Linked DNA regions of Mus musculus: region 1 is linked to region 2. A link is a contact called in ENCODE Hi-C or POLR2A ChIA-PET data. All regions are on one chromosome and are shown on one strand. Each heading gives the region's core, a stretch centred on a gene start or an enhancer-like site at or near the end of the contact. The rest is flanking DNA. Distances are from core to core; before and after follow the strand shown. Region 1 overlaps Bahcc1 (BAH domain and coiled-coil containing 1). Region 2 holds the start of 2900052L18Rik (RIKEN cDNA 2900052L18 gene).

What was found. A loop is a pair of places that touch in the nucleus more often than their neighbours do. ChIA-PET counts read pairs that join two places held with the same protein, here RNA polymerase II (POLR2A).
Region 1: a loop to region 2 is called in a map of mouse embryonic stem cell, with 2.0 times the contacts of the local background. The contact joins the enhancer-like site here to the promoter of 2900052L18Rik in region 2. A Hi-C loop is called at or near these places in 4 of 37 maps with a recorded cell type or tissue (heart and mouse embryonic stem cell). POLR2A ChIA-PET finds 5 or more read pairs at or near these places in 5 of 5 experiments (Patski and embryonic stem cell).

The regions. Positions count from the first base shown.
Region 1 is chr11:120,279,692-120,282,391 of GRCm38, forward strand. Bahcc1 (BAH domain and coiled-coil containing 1) reads left to right here. Exons shown (of 28, transcript NM_001347621.2): 14 at 379-507; 15 at 2,428-2,542. Among named protein-coding and RNA genes, the nearest start is that of Gm11772, 43 kb to the left of the region's middle. Within about 2 kb of position 1,299, at least 2 of the 3 ENCODE cell types and tissues checked have a DNase peak (open chromatin) inside an H3K27ac peak, as active enhancers do; they include heart, where a contact is called at or near this core.
Region 2 is chr11:120,230,195-120,232,990 of GRCm38, forward strand. It overlaps 2900052L18Rik (RIKEN cDNA 2900052L18 gene), which reads right to left and starts at 1,423. Exons shown (of 2, transcript NR_151480.1): 1 at 1,301-1,423; 2 at 1-1,104. Bahcc1 (BAH domain and coiled-coil containing 1) reads left to right here and starts at 2,753. Exons shown (of 28, transcript NM_001347621.2): 1 at 2,753-2,796.

The DNA of each region.
Region 1 (2,700 bases), core at 49-2,548, 49 kb after region 2:
ACAAGGTGGTAGGGCAAGGGGCAATGGTGATTAAAGCAGCTATGAGTGTGACTGAGGAGGACTTGGGACCCATGGGGTAGCTGGGACCTGCTGCAGGAGCAGAAGAAACCTACTCAGTTGCATGAGGGACAATGTGGGCCTCCCGACCAATGTGAGCAAGGCAGTTAAATCCCAGGGGAAAGCAGAAAACAGTGTCATCCACTTAGCTCTAGATCTTGGGCCGCAGGAACGTAGTTGAGCCCGACTTCAACCTGATGGCCATTACACTCTGAGAGCACTACTGACCGACCCCAACATTCCTCTGCAGGGCAATGCCCTCCAGTAGGCCTAGGGGTGAAGTGTTTTGAGGTTTCTTAACATCCTTTCTGTGGCCCCTAGGAGAGAGGAGAGCTCACGGAGCCCTGCACGGCGGGGGCCTGGCAGGCCAAGAAAGCGCAAACACTCAAGCTCACTGCCTGCCCTGCGTCCCGGGGGCCAGCTTGCCAGAAGTGACAGCAAGAAAGCCAAGTGAGTATCGAGAGGGATCTGTGGGACAGGTCTGGACACCGTGGGGGTGGGGCCACAGTCCCTCTCTGGCTTTAGGAACTGCTGGCTCCCTGCACACAATAACTGAAGGCCAAGTGTGTTCCCTACCAAAACCTGAGGCCATGACACATGTCCTGCAGATAGAGAGCCCTCCCTGTTGGGGACTGGCACAGACATCCTCTCTCCATGTCTGGCTATCAGTATCAGCGCCCCCTCCTGGTGTAACCACAGCCTAGGCTTGGCTGCACCAACTCTGGGAACCTGGCAGTGGCTAAGGTTGTGGTATCACCCCACCGGCCAGCCCTGGCCCCTTGCATGCAGGGCAGCGTTGCGTAAAAGGCTCTTTATCTGCACTGTATAAAGTCGTTGGTCACGCTGCGCTGCTGCTCACGGCTGCCGCGCGATGTTATTATCCATTACCCGCCCGGCGCAGTCGTTGGCGCACTCCCGGGCCGGGTATAATTGTCCTTCTCGGCTACAAATTGCCTCTCCCGGCAGGCCCATTTGCATAAATCCTCCGAGCTCCTCCAAACACGATTGGCGAGCACGCGTGTGCACAGCATCAATCCTGATGATTTGGTAATAATAGTTAAATCGGCACTAAACGGTTCCTTCAATTAAGACAGAGGCAAAAAATTAATCTCAGGGCTTTATGTCACAAAACATTAGCAAACGCAGAGAAGGTTATGGGGTGGGGGAGTTTGTGTGGGCTACAGGCAACGGAGGAGATTCACCATATGGCCGGGGGCCTCGCCAAGATGTCCTGTTACCCTACCCAAGCCAGGTGTCACCCAGCAGGGAGCATAGGGGGTCCCTCTGAGAACCCATCTGAAGCCTTGGGGCTGCTAAGCAGGATAGGGCTATTGGAAGTTGGGGTCCAGTGGACATTGGAAAACCTGCTTGGTGGCAGTGATAGACTCCCCAGACCTCGCTCTCTGCCTCTGGCCAGCTCTGGCCACATTGCCCATGCTGGACTTTATCCTAGATTCCAGCAAGTAAGCTTAACCCTGTAGCCAAGTCACCTATGACCCAAAGAACCCAGAGGCCTTAGGGTAGGGAAGGATCCACAGTCACAACCCTCTCTTTCCAAAGAGAAGGTCTCCTGACCTCCTCCCAGCTCCGGCTCCTGTCCAGGCTCTCCAACTGTGTTCCAGAACCCTGTGAGGGCAGCAGGCCTTGGGCCTGGAGGCTGGGCCTCCTCCATGCAGGAAGTGGGGCCAGGGAAGGTGGCAGGAAGCTGGGGTCAAGGAGGCCCCTAGAGCTGCAGGGGCTTCCTGCCTGGCCTTCCCTGCCTTCAGAGGTCCAGCCTCCTTGTTGGACGGGAAGGTGGAGAGCAGTGTCTGGCCATATGAGGTCAGGGCCCTGGTCCCCGTCTGCCACTCATTTTCATGAGCAGCCAGTTTCCTTCTGTCTCTGGGAGGGCTAAAGGGTTGACGGGTTGGGGGCCAAACCCCAGCCCCTGGTTAGCTGTGGGCAAACAGGCAGTGGTTATTTCCTCACGGGGAGGGGATACTAGGAAGGAAATGAAATCATACATTGAACACACTGGGGTGTCTGGGAGACATGTCTGCCCACATGGCACGAGAGCAGAGGGGTGTGGGGGAATCAAGCAGGATCGCTCTTGCTGTTTCCTCAGTAGCTTCCTGACCATATTGGCCCCTGACCCAGCTCACCCTTGAATGGGGTGAAGCTTGAGAAGTCAAGATTTGAGGGCCCCAGGGACCACCAGGAGCTGGTAGAACGGCTCAGGACTGGTCCGACACCCCCAGGGCCTGCTCTTAACAGTCCAGACAGGAGGCTGTGTCCTGCACGAGGTCTGCCCCTCAGGACACACCATAGTGACTGTAGGAGGGGTCCTGATACCCAGGCCCTGCCTCTGTACCAACCACTACCTTCCCCTAGGGCTGTTCGTGCAAGCCTAAGTCTGCTGTGTGCTGAGCTACGAGGTGATGAGCCCCCAAGGAAGCGAAGCAAACTGGGAAAGAGTCCTTACACTGGCCTGCAGTCCGTCTCCTCGGTGCGTCTCCAGGCCTCTGCCCTCTGCCCTCGCCCTCACCCTCGCCCTCACCCTACGTGAGATGTTAGAAACGGGTACCGGGTGTTAGGCTCAGGTGAGCCAGCTAGGGTTTGGTGAGCTTTGGATACCTTGGTTAAAGGAAATGTCATATATTGACA
Region 2 (2,796 bases), core at 173-2,672:
GTATTGAGCGAAGGAGGAAAAAGGCCACTAGACTTAAGTGAATACTGAGGTTAGAGAGGACGCAGAGGTGGGAGCGAGACAGCAAGGAGCCGAGGCCTTTCACACTCTGGGAGCCTTTCGGGGATGTGAGACGACACAGAACGGGGTTGGGGTGGACACAGAACATGGCGGGGTTGGAGACAAATCCTCCTGCCCAGCTTTTAGGGATCCGGCGGTGCTGATCCCCAAGATTCTAAACCGGCTTGAGGAGGAAAGAAACCTCGCGTTCTCGTGTCTAGCAGCAGGCCTGTGTGCAGATGGATTACCGGTGTGCCCTTCTGACCATCTCCACCCGCCCTGGAGGGATAGATCCCACACTTGGAGATCTTCCCGGTCCAGCCTAGAGGACCCGGGTTACGCAAAATCAAAGAGTGGGTGCAAGCTGTCTAGGCGCGCCCCTCCCCCACACTGGCTTCCCGGGTCCCCTCGAGGTTGCAGCAGCTCGGAGGATTGCCACGCTGTGTCCTTGTAGCATCCAATTATTTCTCTCTCTCTCTTTTTTTAAAATCCTTTTCCCTTTTTCTTTTTCTTTTTGAAGGGACGGATGGGGTAAGGGAGAATACTTTAAACGGGGAGATAGATATAAAGATTCCTGGATCGGTAAACAAAATCAGTGAAAGAAAATAGCGAGGAACTCGAATTCCAAGCACTCAGAAAATCTGCGGCTTGCAAGAGATGCTTACACCAACCGAGAACAGGGGCGCTCGCGTTCCGGGGCCTCCCGTTGCCAGCAGCGGTTTCTCCCGAGCCGGGAATCTTCTCTCCGTGCGTGCGAAGCGGGAAACGGCTGCCCGCCGCTGGAGGGACCAGAACAACGGAGCTCACCTCAGGCCAAGCCCGGCCGGCGTTCGCCGTCGGGTCACCACCGAGCCACCGGGAGCCGGAATTCGCGCCCATCCCTCACAGGATGGCCTGATTCAATCGCGTACTGGATCTGCAGGAGATGTGCCTCACCGCAGCTCGTGCGCCCCGGCGCGCAGCAATCACCGCGCTGGAGAGGGCGCAATCCCGGGCTGGCCTCGCGCCTCCACCCCGCAGTCAGGCTTGTGTTCCCCGTCCGGCGGCCTGCGGAGACCCCGGCTTACCTAGAGCGGGCGGCGGCCGAAGCCCAGTCGCTTGCGAGGGGGAAATCCCGGAGTCCCCGCCCGCCGCCCCCATCCTCCCAGGTCAGCGTGGCCCGCAGGGGGCCAGGCCGGCCCGGCAGTGCGCCCGCTTCCCCTTTCTCTTCAGATGCCTTTGATCCCCAAGCTCTCCGCCGCACCTCGGCTCCCGAGCTGCCTGGGTCGGCCCGCGGGGATCCTGGAAACCGTCCCCGGTTTATCTCCTTTCATCAAGCGGCCTTGGGCAGCCTTGAAACCGCGGAGCCAGTAATTGCTTTTTTCAGGAGGCCCGGTGCGGACTGGATAACAGCCAATCAGCGCCTTGTTTACACTTAGTGATGGACAGCCCGCTGGCAAAGTGCCAACCAATCGTGACCGTTTTGCAGAAGCAAGGGAGGCGGGGAAAGAGAGGAGACCACAGATCTCAGATTTAACTCCTTTGTGTCCACGCAGGAAAGAGACTGGAAAAATCCAAAGGAATATAGCTGTGTCGATTGGCATCTACTTAAATACTCCCCCCCAACACACAGAGAAAAAGAGAAGCAGAAATTATGTATTCATCGCCACTAAGACATCACCTCTACTTCTTGAGAATAAATAACATTTGGGTAGGCAACCAAATTCTAACCGAAATATTTGCTTGCAGAATATTTTAAAAGCGCTTTGATTCTGATTATGATAAAGAGAATTGTTTAGAGGCTGTTTTCCATTGTAGAGAGAAATTTGCGAATATGCAGGGACAGGCCCTGAGAAATGCTAAGCATGGTTTTCACACCATGACAACCACCCCTAAAATTATCAAGTGAAGATATTTTTAAAATCTAGGGGCTGATAGAAAAAGTAAATCCTTATCTTGGCAACAGAGCCTCGATTTTCATTTCGATTGTTGCTACGCTGCAAAGTGTGGCGGAGGGAGATAATAATTGAGAGCGGACAGATAGATGGCTGGCGAAGAAAGGTACATCTGCCTCTCGGGCAGGGGGAAGAAGGGCATATATGGAGCCTGTGGGCATGCCTCAGGCAGAAGTGTATTCCTAGTTTGGGTGGGGGGCGCCTGGGAGTGGAGGTACATCAGGGTAACTCAGAATCTGCGCTTGGAAGTTGGGCCTACGTGCAGCAGGTTCTGCCACCTGCCAAACAGACCCTTGGTATGGACAGAGCATCTGGTTTACAGCGTGAGGCTATTTCTTCTTTTTTATTTTGTGCATAAAAACAAATAAAAATGCCCCAAACCTTACACCTGACAAATTATGGAAAAACAAAACCACAAGTCTCCCCTGGACACGGACACCCGTTCTCACTATCCCTAGCTCCTCTCCCGCCCTGCGCCACCACATTCCCATTCAGCAGCAATGATCTGCGCAAAGGAGCTGCGCAGTCGCTGGGCTTGAATTAGGCGCCATCAGGCTTGGTAGTAGCCCTGCTGCTCCCTGATTGGCAGCTCCCTGGCCCGGCGCCAGCCTATTGGGAGGCCTGTTTACGCCGAATGAGTGGCACGAGCTCAGGGCCGTGGAGGGCCGAGCAGCCAATCAGCGCTCGGGCTGCTCCGGGCTGAGTGGCACGAGCTTATTAGTATGCAGGGCCCGTGGCTCGCCGCGCCGGGCTGCAGGTTTGAGAGCCGCTCTGGATGGGCTCGCTAGAGTCGTTGTTGTGGAAG